Linked DNA regions of Homo sapiens: region 1 is linked to region 2. A link is a contact called in ENCODE Hi-C or POLR2A ChIA-PET data. All regions are on one chromosome and are shown on one strand. The core of a region is the stretch at or near the end of the contact, and the rest is flanking DNA. Distances in the headings are between cores, read along the strand shown.

What was found. A loop is a pair of places that touch in the nucleus more often than their neighbours do. ChIA-PET counts read pairs that join two places held with the same protein, here RNA polymerase II (POLR2A).
Region 1: a loop to region 2 is called in a map of K562, with 3 times the contacts of the local background. The contact joins two enhancer-like sites. A Hi-C loop is called at or near these places in 1 of 168 maps with a recorded cell type or tissue (K562). POLR2A ChIA-PET finds 5 or more read pairs at or near these places in 1 of 52 experiments (GM12878).

Annotation. Positions count from the first base shown.
Region 1 is chr12:75,887,856-75,894,578 of GRCh38, reverse strand. No RefSeq gene overlaps it. Among named protein-coding and RNA genes, the nearest start is that of PHLDA1-AS1, 140 kb to the left of the region's middle. RefSeq lists a silencer at 6,276-6,570. Within about 2 kb of position 5,283, at least 4 of the 41 ENCODE cell types and tissues checked have a DNase peak (open chromatin) inside an H3K27ac peak, as active enhancers do.
Region 2 is chr12:75,780,112-75,786,092 of GRCh38, reverse strand. The region is part of intron 1 of LOC105369844 (a long non-coding RNA gene); the gene reads left to right. LOC105369846 (a long non-coding RNA gene) reads left to right here and starts at 4,628. Exons shown (of 5, transcript XR_001749217.2): 1 at 4,628-5,202; 2 at 5,799-5,866. Within about 2 kb of position 1,357, at least 11 of the 41 ENCODE cell types and tissues checked have a DNase peak (open chromatin) inside an H3K27ac peak, as active enhancers do.

The DNA of each region.
Region 1 (6,723 bases), core at 4,034-6,533, 100 kb before region 2:
GGTTAAAAACAGTGACACCAATATATGATTGCAAACCTGAGTTCTCCACTGATTAAATGTGAAAACAGAGGGCTTGGACTCTGGAACCAGATATCTGAGCTTGAATCCCAGCTCTGCCACTTACCAGCTCTGTGGCAAGTTAACATCACCTCTCTGTGCCTCCGTTTCCTAATACATAAATTAGAAATGATAATAGGTCTACTGTATAGGATCATGTGAGGATTTAATGAGTATGTGAGTACATAATGTATGTTAAGTCATTAGAACAGTGCCTGGCACATAATAAATGTTGGCTATTATTATTAACAATTAATAATAGACATTACTAGTAATAACAGTGTCACAATTTAATTATTAATATTAATATTAAAATGTAGAACCACAACGTGTTATAATAGCAAATGTTGGCTGAGAAAATAGGCAATGATAAAAGCTTTTATAAATTAAATAACACTTTAAAATATATTTTATTAATAGCCTCTATATAAACAACCTATATTTGAAACAGCAATGTTGCATATATATGAATATATGTGGATATATCTGTGTGTGTTTACATAGCATTGTTCACTCAGTCCTCACATGAATCGTAACGAGTGCATGAATTTGTGTTCCTTGAGGCCTCCAGGGTATGTGTAGTCCTCAGTTTGTGAACCACTGGCTTCGTGAACCTTTATGTTTACTCTGTATATCAGTCATATAAATTAGTGCAGATTCTTTTCCTGAAAAAAATTCCATTGAATACAAAAAAATTAGGCTCTAGTTGTTGAAGAATCAAATACACTTAAATATAGTTAAAAATAATGAACAGAACTCGGATGGTATCTCCTTTAGGCTAGCATGGTTCACTCTGTGATACCAGGGATCTCATGGATCTCTTGGAAATAAGTGAAGGAGGAACCAAGTGCAATGTTTTTGGATTGCAGTTGTGTAGTGGGCAGAATGGTTAAAAGTACACAGTAACCCTGCGAGGAAGGTGGTATTCTTGTCCTCTTTTACAGATTAAAAAAACTAAGGCTCAGCGAGATTCAGTAATTTGCAAAAAGTCTTATAATAGAGCTAAGATTCAAATCCAAGATTGGTAGATGCCCAAGCTCTCTCCTTCTATGCTATAGTCCTGACAACGATGGCTGTCATTTTAAGATATCCTCCAGATTTTGCAGGGTTTCTGTTGTTGTTATTGTTATATTTTTATTTTGTCAGACTCCCAGAACACAGTGCATCCATGTAATAGAGGTAGAGATACCAGGACACAGCACATCAGTGTAATAGAAACAGACAGAGACACCAGAAAAATAAACATGGCTATTCATCATGGCAGCCAGCAGCAGAGGCCTGTGGGTTTTCCATGAAATTCTTTACAGGCCAGAGAGAAAAAAATCTAGGTTATTCAAATCAGTTACTCAGGCATTGCTGGTCAGTAAAGATTAGGCCCATTGGGTGTGCTTAAATGCCTGTGGCGAGTAAGGTGAAGCAAGATTGGAACTGCTGCCAAGGTGGCCGGGGGTGGAACTGACAGTGGTGAGGAAGAGGCCATTCTGAGTAGCTGGTTATCTTTCAGAGGATATGGGATAGATAAGGCCCTATCAAGATCAAAGAATGCATGTGGCGGGGGGGGGTTTATAAAGGAAGAGAAGGGAAACAGGCTCATTGAGAAACCAGGAAAGGAAGGAGGCTGACAGATGATATTCATCAAGTCCCTGTGGAGTGAGGGAGATGTGTGTAGGGTGTAATGTGGGAGTGAGGTGAGGAACATGACCCTTACTGATAAAGTCCGTTCCTCGTCTTTTGCAGTTGCTTTAAGCTCTGAAATGGCACTTGGGGGATCTGGGCTTGTCTTAGATCAGTACTTTCTAAGATATTTATCTCTTATTGCTGACACATGGCCCTTGGTTGTTCCCTCTTTTCTATAGTTCCCCTCCCTGAATCTTGTTTTAGGGGTTTCTTTCTTTATGGTTCCCAGGCCTACTCTCCTATTGTCTTATTTTATTAAATGTTATTCCTGTGAGGGAGGTCCATTAAGCTCCTTTCCTTTGTCTCAAGTCCCCTCTGCTGAGTTCCTGAGGACCGTGTAAAAGAACAACAGTACATGAAGATGGACAATTACTTATTGAGCATCTACAATGTGTAAGGCACTGAGAAAACCATGATAAATAAAATATACTTTTTCCTTTAAGGAGGTAACATCCCCTGATGAAGTTGACACTTTAGAGGGGAAAACAGAATTACAAACTAATATATACAATACAGTGTAAGAATATAATATTTGAAATATATGCCATGCAGAATATGATCCAGTTTTTCTCAAGGATCCCCCCTCTACCCTATGCCAGGGGAATCTACTATGTTTGAGGGAAATTCCATCTGCCCAAGAGGTCAGAGTTTATGGCTGGATGTGGTGGCTCACGCCTGTAATCCCAGCACTTTGGGAGGCTAAGGTAGGAGGATTGCTTGAGCCCAGGAGTTGGAGTTGGAGACTAGCCTGGGCAACAAGGGAAACCCCCTGTGTACAAAACAAAACAAAACAAAAAAAGCCGAATGTAGTGGTGTGCACCTGTGGAGGTTTTTGGAAGGCTAGGTGGGAGGATCACTTGAGCCCAGGAGTACTAGGCTGCAGTGAGCTATGATCATGCCACTTGCACTCCAGCCTGGGTGACAGAGTGAGACTCTGTCTCAAAAAATAAAAATAAAAAAGTCAGTTTCATTTACCTGGCAGCAGGTCAGTGTAACAGCAGAGGAATGACAAAGTAGAATGGAGAGAATGAGTGAAGAACTGTGAGCTGACACTTTCCCCTCTATGAACAGAGGACTGTGTGGGCCCAGAGCTGGCTGCTGAGCCTATTCAGCCAAGCTCCTTAGCTTTATGGAAGTACAGAACAAATGAAAGTTACCACAGGTGATATCATACCTACCCATAATAAAGAGAAAATGTCTTGATACCATCTCTTCCTTTCTGTTAAAGAAAAAAACTAGTCAATGATACTTGTTAAAACACAGGAAGGGAGACTTTATTCAGGACCATCTTAATAGGTATAGAGATCACTGCAATCAGATTCTGCAGTGGGGGAGAGAGATTGGGCTCAACTCAGAATACGGCATGGGCAAGTGGGAATTTATATGGAAGAAGCACGGTGGGGGTCATTAGATAAAAAAAATTACTAAGAGGAAACTTCAGGGGCAAGGGAGGATTCTGGCTAAACTGACCTAACAGGATTCTTACTGAAGACAGGCCAGGGTAAGCAGACATCACCTGGGGGATGGTGGAGGAGGAGGAACCCAGCCAGATACAGAGGGTGCTCGGATATCAAGGGTGGAAGTGCTTGCTAAACTGACTCAGCAGGATTCTTTGTTAAAACTGGACTTTATAAGAAAGTACACAGATGAGCCTAGGAGAAGTTTCAGGAGCTTGCCCAAAATTTGGTCAAGTAAATAATCTTTGTCCTCTCCTTACTTAGATTAAAATCGGATGGGTTAGCCTCAAAATTTTTGTGAAGAAGATTTAAAAAGAGACTGGCTGAAAACTGGTCTAGAAGCTAGTTATGAGATTATTTTGAAGCAATGTTGATTCCTGGAGCCTGGGCCCTGAATGCTGAGGGAAGCATCTGAGAAGAATGGACAATGATCTAGGGATGAGATCTAGGGAACAGAAGAGATGTTCGCCACAGGGTACATTGACAAGAAGTGTTGCTGGGAACTCTGTGACCGCCTCCACCCTAGGAACAGCTGACATGGGGAAAGGTTGATTTTGCAAACAGGAAGAACCAAAACTTGGCACTAGCTTTTGGAACCACAGGTTAACTGATGCCAATAGACATAAATGAGAATGCCTCAGAATTTAAACAATTTCTAAGTAATAGGAAGAATCAGCCTACTGTTGGAATGACATCTGTCTAAATGTCATCTATTAAAGAATCTCCATTTATTTCAAAGTTAAGAAATAACACAAAAAGGAGATGTTACAATATTGTGTAAATATCAAGTTAGAGAAGGATTTCCACAAAACGTAAGCGGGAACATCAATGGCAAATAAATAGTTTTTGAGAAAACTCAGGGTTTTCTTTTTCTTTAATCTTTTCTTTTTCTGGGATAAATACTTCAAGTGGAAATGGGATTTTCTGAAATGGGCACTTGCAAAAGTCTCCAGAAACCCCCAAGGAAGAGGGTTGACTCATCCAGAATACTGGGAGATGGAAAAGGGCCACAGAAAGCTGTTGGCTCCCTTGTTTGTGGACAAGAGAATTGCTTCTGGGCTGTTTTAGTCAGAGGCACTACATAAAAAATGAGCCAGGAAAGACACAACCAGCTAGGAGCCAGGCACTGTTTCTATGCTTGTTTTACATCCAAAAAGAACTAGAAGAAATTGCAATTTAAAATTTTGGTGGAATTTCTGGAATTATGAACAATGTCATTTCTGTAAATAAATATTTATGGAGTGTGTATCTTTGCCCACCCTGTCTTTGGCACCGTGAAGGTACACCAAAGACTCTAACTGTGATTCTTGCTTGTATTTCTCAACCACAGCTGGGATGTGATTTGTGCATAGGATTAAATATGTTGAGATTCTTTGATAAATCAAAAAATATTCCCTATAAGACACTGTGATCTTAAAATTATTCACAGATAATTGATCAACATTTTTGAGAATCCAGAGCTTGCTTGGTAGCAAATGAAACATATCTAAGACCCTCAAACTCCATCTCTAATAGGTTATGTATTTTTGTTTCTCAAATAGCAACTAGAATTTGGGGGTGGAATGGGGTAGGACGTTAGCTAGAAGACACGTATTAGGGAGAAAAGCCATTTCCAAATTGAGATCTTTGTTTACTGAATATCTGGCTTTTAGTAAGAGTATTTAATCCAAAGTGAAATTGGTAGATTTCACAGATGTATTTATCCCTCTATAATTAAAAGATCAGTCCTGTAGAGTTCTTTTCTTGAAAGATTATTCTATAATGTGAATAAACCATTCTCAGAATTGACAGCTTCTCTCTTCTGAAACCTTTCCTCTCTTCCTCAGCTGATTGAAAGGGCTGCTCATGGTCTTTTTCAGCTGCTTATAAGGAATATAAAGCAAACCAGTACAGCAGAAAGAGATGAATAAAGATTCCTTTGTTCCCGATCACGTGCCTGAAGAGAGAACACCATTGCCCTTGAGGCGCTCTCTTGAGTGGGTTCAGGATCTTCCCTCTTCCTGCAGCACTCTGCGATTCTCTCCCAGGGCTGCAAGAAAAAGCAGCACTGTTCCCTTCGGGTTGAGCCCGGCCATCGCCATCAGTGCTGCCACTGCCACCACCTCCATTCCCCGCAACCCAGACAACAGAGTGAACCTGCTAACAGCACAGAGTGTGTTTATTTATTCTCTCTGCATAGTGGAAACTTGTTTCAAAGAAAGTAACAGGGATTGCCTGATGTTAGAAGATTCAAAACACTGAAATACACTTGTAAAACGATTTGGCTGTCTTCAATGAATGTAAATAGTATGTATTTGGGGGAGTTGCAAAGGAGCCGATCAGCATATTTGTCAGAGAGGGAAGGAGGCAGAGGAAAATATTTATCTCTCTTTGTGAGCTGTCACACGACTATAGTTTGCCCATCACATCTGAATATCTGTTCAAATGATGTGATATTTTTATTTTGATTTCCTGAACTGATAAAATGTCCTGGAAAAAATAGGGCAGCTGATCTTTGGAATGTTTTTTCTCTCATAATCCTAAATTTTTGATTTCTGTGATTTCTCACTCTTCCCTTTTCTTAGAAATCCTCATGCTCTAGCTTTCTGGGGGGACAATTCTTATGGTTTTTTGTTATGTTGATGCTTTATCATCATTTATACCTCTGGCCCTTACTACAGAACCTTGCACACACTAGATGCACAATAAATATTTCCTGAAAAAGTGAATGAATGGAAAAATGAAAATGAAAATGAAAAATAAATGGAAAAATGAAAAGCATTGAGCTGTTTTGTGAAAATCTGATGAGTAAGCCTTTCTTCTTAGGAATTCTAGCCTTGGTTCCAGGCTCAACTGTTAGACTTCTCTGAAAAGAGTATACCCAAGTCTGCTTTCCCTTGGGTATACTGAGCTGGACCCCTGGAATAAAAACTTTGAGGAAACATCTAGTACAATAGTCACTGGTGCTAAGATTAGGGGCAAGACATCAAGAGTAAATTTGGTCTTACTCTTTCTCTGGAAAATTTTTAGGTATTTAGCTACCTACCTGAGATTTATTAGGCTGTTAATATTTCTTTGAGTATAAAGAAAAAAATAAGGGTGAAACATTGATGATCTAGTTTAATTTACTGAGAAATGTGCTTTTCTTCTTGTGAAAGTCCTAAATCTGTCCACTTGTATCAGTGGGACTGGGCATGTGGGTGGTGATAGTGGAACACTGTGTGAGCCACTGATATTGTGTGTGTGCTGGAATGAGGCATGCTTTCCACCTTACTCCTCCTTCTAGCAGCAATGAATATGGAGGGCAGCAATGTCATTTTCTCCTCGAAGGTCACAACCAAGAGAGAGGTGTCTCTTCTTATGTTTGTTTTCTAGGGCTGTAATAACAAAGTACCACAAACTGGATGGCTTAAACAAGGCATCTGTTTTCTCACGGTCCTGGAGGCTAGAAGTTTGAGATCAAAGTGTCAGTAGGATTGGTTTCTTCTGAGGCCTTTCTCTTTGGCTTGTAGATGGCTGTCTTCTCTGTGTGTCCCTATATGATCTTCCTTCT
Region 2 (5,981 bases), core at 108-2,607:
AATTTAAAACCAGTGCCTTGAACTTGTTGCTTTCAAACATTTTAAACCACAATCCTCAGTCATAGTTACATTTTATATTATTCAAACTCGTATATATTATATACATGTGTATACTGACCTTACTATCTGTGGTATAGTTTATTGCATTTCCATTTCATACCAAAGAGAAGTTTGGTTAAAACTCATGGAATTGATTCCACAACCCTCATTACATGAAATTTAAAAAATTCTGCACAAGACCATGTTTATTTTATCTCAGGCCTCTTGTCTAGTAAAGACCTGACCTTCCCCTGATCATATCCCTTTTGCCCCATGGGCCTTATTTCTTTTGGAGCTCAATATATCATTCATTTTCTGTATACAAATACATTAGAGTTAAACTTATGAAATTACCAGCCCTTCTGAGAAAGTACTTTTTCAACATTGTTATTATTGCTGAGGATTTCAACAATAGCAAAATAATGTATTACATTCCAAACTTGGCAAATGTTACTAAATATTTCTCTTGAGGCTCATTTTCAACCATATTATTATTACTGGCCTGTTTTTTTGGGTTTAATGAGATAATTTTCTATCAAATCATGGTAGCGAACAGAGCTGACACAAATTCTCAAGTTTGTGGTAAAGTTTATACTCCATTGGAAAGTTTCTTTTATATAACAATATTGGCAGGGCTCATGTTTTAGAATGAATTATTTATGTGGGCCCATTCACCACTGCTACCCCATTCTACACAGCATGACATCCAGAAAATGGCAGTTTTGATGAGCATGATGAAGGCAGTATCATTTTTGTGCTTGATACAGTGGCCGGAAAGTTCAGGTCTGGGTGGCATCCTGAGAAAGGGAGCAAGGCAGTGTGGTGATGCCAGGTGCAAGAAGGTGGGGGTGTCCAGAGGGAAGTGAGATGCTCTGCAAAAAAGTCAGAGGACATCTCAGAAAATAGAGCCACCTTCCTGATGTAGCTTCCAACAGTCCTGTCTCCTAATCCCTTCCAGCCCCCAAATATATGAAGCTGACTTCAGAGAGATAAACACCAAGGAGTCAACCCATTACTTAGCTTTTGTTTCCAAAATAAGACATCTTCTAGTTAGGAGAGCTTCTGACCGAGGGGCAAGTGGTTTATCCTCAAGATGGTAGAAAAGCAATGTGCATGCTCAGTAAAACTTGGCCTCACCAGATGCCAGGCTCAGAGAGTCCTCTTTCCTGCCTTTCTTGCGTCACTGCCTGTTTGCTTGAAACAAGCAGTAGAAATAGTCAAACACAGGTGCTGGCTGCACTGGCAGCACAGCCTCTCCTCCAGATTCAGGCTCTCCCTGGATGGCACTGGCTGGTAACCACAGAGTGAAGATCTAATCAAGCCAATGCTGGCTCCCTGCCCACCACTAGCTGGTTTTATTCAGCTTCCCCAGTGTTGATAATAAAACACAAGTGAGCCTTCAGTTTCTTGCCTGCTAGTTCCAAAGCCAGCATTTGCTGCATGCTCTCTGACTTGCAATTTGGTGGCATCCTGGACAGGACACTTGCCTACAATCAGCACACCTGGCTTCTTTGTCTAGGTTTTGCCTCCAACACATGGTACACATCACTTCAGCTACCTGTGCTTTATTTCAAATGGAGATACTAACCCCTAATGTTGGCCAAGCTTTGTGATTATTTATCTCAGGGATTTATCAGGGTTGAAAGCAGAAAAAGCTTTAATGAAATTCAAGACTCTGTCCTAAGATCCTAAATGGTTGAAGTGTGTCCTGGAGGGGGCTGGAGTGGAACAGGCCATATGAGAAACAATAAGGCTGGAAGGAGAGATTTCTGGTGACTGGGAGGGAGAGACAGATCCTGCCCTCAGAATTTGTACCCTACTCAGGTTGTGAGAAGGCCTCAGGGGGGAAGTGTTGACAGGAAGGGCACCTGTAGGAGGCTTGGGTTCTCCCACTTGTGTTCCCCTGTTTCATCTGAGATTTCTAGTCTTGGCAAAGAAGCAGCAGAACCTGGGATAATGGGTGTCTCAGCCACAGCCAGTGTGGACCCGCAACTGACACCTTGAGGGCATTCCCCATCTTGAAGCTAGTTAAGACCCCAGGACTTTTACATATTTGCAGGAGGAAACCCAAGAAAGCGTAGGTTTAACTTCTAGGTCCAGCGAGAGTGGAGCTTGGAGTCAGAATTATAGTGATTTCAAGAATGGGAAGAGTAGGTAATGCACAATTTTTTGCATACCCAAGTGAATGGACTGAGGTTCTTAGTCTATATGTGTGTCACTGTATTTACTCAGTGAACTCTCAGAAAACCTTGTACTTCTTTTCTGCACACACTGAGCTTCTCTGCCAGGTGCCTTCTGAGGACATGAGAGCTTCATGCTAGGCTGGCCTTGATGCAGTGTGGGCAAGGCCTGGAGCAAAGAGTCATGAAAGTTGGAGGCTTGGAGTCCTGCCCACGGGTGGATGAGTGGCCCAGGCAGGCCAGGACTAAGTGCTGAAAGCCCATCAGTGCAGAATCATCCCATCGGGGCAGCATCGGGGTAACAGTCAAGCAGCAGCTCTTTGCCCAGTCTCCTTTTGCACCAGCTGTAGCTATTTGGGACTGATATGTTCTCAGGGCTTCCTCAGCCCCAAGTCCATGACCCCGTTTGTGCTTAAGGTGAACAGACGTCTCTCCTTTTAACAGAGGGGCAGGAACCCAGGAGACTGCTGAGCCAAAGCTTCTCCCCAGCTGTAATGCTTTCCTGAAATAGAGACTTTGCCTTGGCTCTTAGACCCAGCTCCATACTTTACTGTTCCCAGTTAGTCATGGAAAGACGAAGGTGCCTAAAAATAAGCACCATCTGGGCCCACAAGGTTCAGCAGGGCACACTCACAGCTAATGGAGAAAGTTTCAGTCTGCCTTTGTGGTCCTGGAAACCCAGCTGTGATGCGCTTGCCAGAAGGGCCCTTCAAGCCGTGTTATTCTGAGTGTCTCTCAGGGCAGCCTTTGCAAAGGCAACTTTTCACTGCCTGTAAGTTCTTGAGGTCACCCAAGGATAGCAGCTTCAGGGAAAATATGAGAAAAAATGTATTTTTAGTGCATTTTCTCATGTCTTTGTGTTGCCCCGCTCTCTTTCATGCTTCTGCAGTCCCCACTCCACTCTCCATTAGCTGCCTAGCTTCTGTGCCTGGTCATCTTCCCAGATGCCCAGAGACTTCTATGATGCCCTGAGCCTCCCTTTCCTAACACCCTTTTGGCTCTCCTCTTTATAAAAACTGACACATCTGTCCTTCAGAGAATGAAGCTAATCTGATAAATTAATTCATAACAAAGTGTAAAGGAGGATGGTTTAAGATGACCTGTTATACAGAAAATGGTTGCACTTTTATAGTGGTTAAAAAACATATACAATTTACCATCTTAACCATTTTTAAGTGGACAGTTCTGTAGGGTTCAGCTTATCTCTAATGGTATGAAATGGATCCCCGGAAGGTTTTCGTCTTGCAGAACTGAACCTCTGTAGTTATTAAACGATTCCTTACTTCCCCCTCCTCCCAAACTCTGGTAACCACCATTCTGCATTTTCATATCTATACATTTGACTACTTTAGATACCTCGTATAAGTGGAATCGTATGGTTATTGTCCTTTTGTGACTGGCCTGTTTTACTTAACATACTGTCCTCAAGGTTCATTTCTGTCTTAGCACATAACAAGATGTCCTTCCTTCTTAAGGGAGCATGGTATTCCATTGCATGTACATAGCACATTCTGTTTATCCATTCATCTATTAATGGACATTTGGGTTGCTTCCACCTCTTTGCTATTGGGAATAGTGCTGCTAAGAACATGAGTGTTCACATATCTCTTTGAGATCCTGCTTTCAATTATTTTGGAAATATACCCAGAAATGGGATTTCTGGACCACATGGTAGCTCTATTTGTAATTTTTTAAAGAACAGCCACGCTTTTCCGTAGTGGCTGCATCATTTTACAACCCAATAAACAGTGCACAAAAGTTCCAACTTCTTTACATCCCTGCCAACACTTGTTGTTTTCTGGGTTTGTTTTTTTTTTTTATTTGATAGTAGTGATCCTAATGAGTGTCAGAGTATGATTGTATTTTAAGGGAAGATTTTCATGCTTCACCCTGAAAGAATGATGATGGTGTTGATTTCAGGCTCTGGCACAAGCCAAGAGGAAATATTAGATATTTTGTTTAGGAAATTCTTGTTGCATCCTTCAAATCACATGACATAAGCCTCAGCAGAATCATTATATATCACTTGAGTGACAGATAGCTGAGTCACCTGCCCCTGAGGTCTAGATAAGATTACCTTCTCCATACCCCATTCTAGAATTGAGAAAAGTCAGACTCATGACACAGGATTATGCACATTTCTGGAGGGCTTATTTGTCATGGTCTTATCTCTGTTTTTTGCGTCCTGCTCATGTTATTTTTTTTTTTCCCCCTCTCCTATCTATATCATTCTTGTTTTGTTTCACACGGATGCAGACCTGGACCTGAGCCACTTTTCTTGATTTCCCAGAAATAGTCACTCACTCAAAGCCCTTGTATGTGCAGCAGATTTCACTGATGCTTTAAGGAGGAGTTTATGCTGCAAAAAAGCAAGCTATTTAAAACTGAATATTAGCTCTCCTGCTTCTAGAAGTTCTTTGGGCCATCCTGCCTCAGAGCACTTGTTTCCCCTGCTGTCAAGCCACTCTCTACAGCACCATTTGCCGTTTTGCTGACTTCTCCTTTCCCTTCCCCCTCCATCTTTTCATCTGAGTCCTTACTAACTCCTAGTTTGCCAGGGCTCTGTGCTGCACCAGCTAGAACCATGTGGGACTAACGGGCTCTTGTCCCAGGTTCATGCTTCATTTCTTCTCCAAGGTCAACAGACATCTCTCCTCTTAAGAGAGAGATACAAGAACCCTAAAGCCTGGGCCAAAGTTTCTCCGCAGCTGTAATGGTTTCCTGAAGCTGGAGATTTTGCCTCGACTCCTAGACCCAGTCCTCCTTCCATACTTTAGAGTTCCCAGGGATGCCACATTCTCCTCTCTTTATGATGCACAACAAATCATATCCCTCAAACTCCACTGTAAGTAAGCCCTCCTTTGCCAACCCAAATCTCAAAATGTTCACCTAAATAAAATACTCTTTCTCCATTTATGAGCTCAAAACAGAAGTGGAGATCTTGAGTTTTCCTTTAGAAGGTCTATCCACCTTCCTTGAGAAGGTAATGGTTTGAAAAGCATTTGTTTTTCTTCTTATACCCCAGAAATCTCTGTGATTTACTGTTGTTGACGACCATTCTGACTTCATGCTTTTGGGAAGGCTTCTTGGAATGGCTGAGTCTTGAAAAAAAAAAAAAGATAGGATTCTGACAAATGTATTTCTTTTCTCCATTGCAGCTGAAATCAAGGCTAGCTAGGCATGGTTAACAGTGTTTCCTAAAGCTGTTTGAGTCTATTTACTTCAAGGACTCTCTTTTGCACTACCCATGGAAGCTAGACTTCCAGATTCCCCACAATATTGGCTTTCTAACTTGGGCAACTGTTTTGTGCCTTATTCACACACTGGTTGCTGTTTGCGGCAGGAGGCTAAAAGAGTTGTTAGACTCTGTAGCACTTGGCTGTAATTATATACTCCTTGACCTCACCTACATAGTTGAAACCCCTGCTGCCTCCCTCCAGACAGATATCCTAGTGGGGAGTCTGGCTGAAGATTGAAAGGTTGTCATGGAAGTCACATTTAATTGCTTCCTCTTACTATATATGGTAGGCTGGAAATGGTATCATGAAGCTAATCTTGTAATCCTTTTCTTCCTGAAAGGAGAACAGTGGAATTCTGTGAACCAGAGAAATGTAGGCAGCTGGGAGTCGAACTTAAGCACCAGTATGGTAGGCACCAGCCCTCCTGTCCAGTCTCATTAGCCCTTCAATGGTGATAATGACGTAGTCGGAAGGCAGCTGAAGATTGCAAAGGAGCCAGACTGCAGAGGTCACTGGGAGGGGC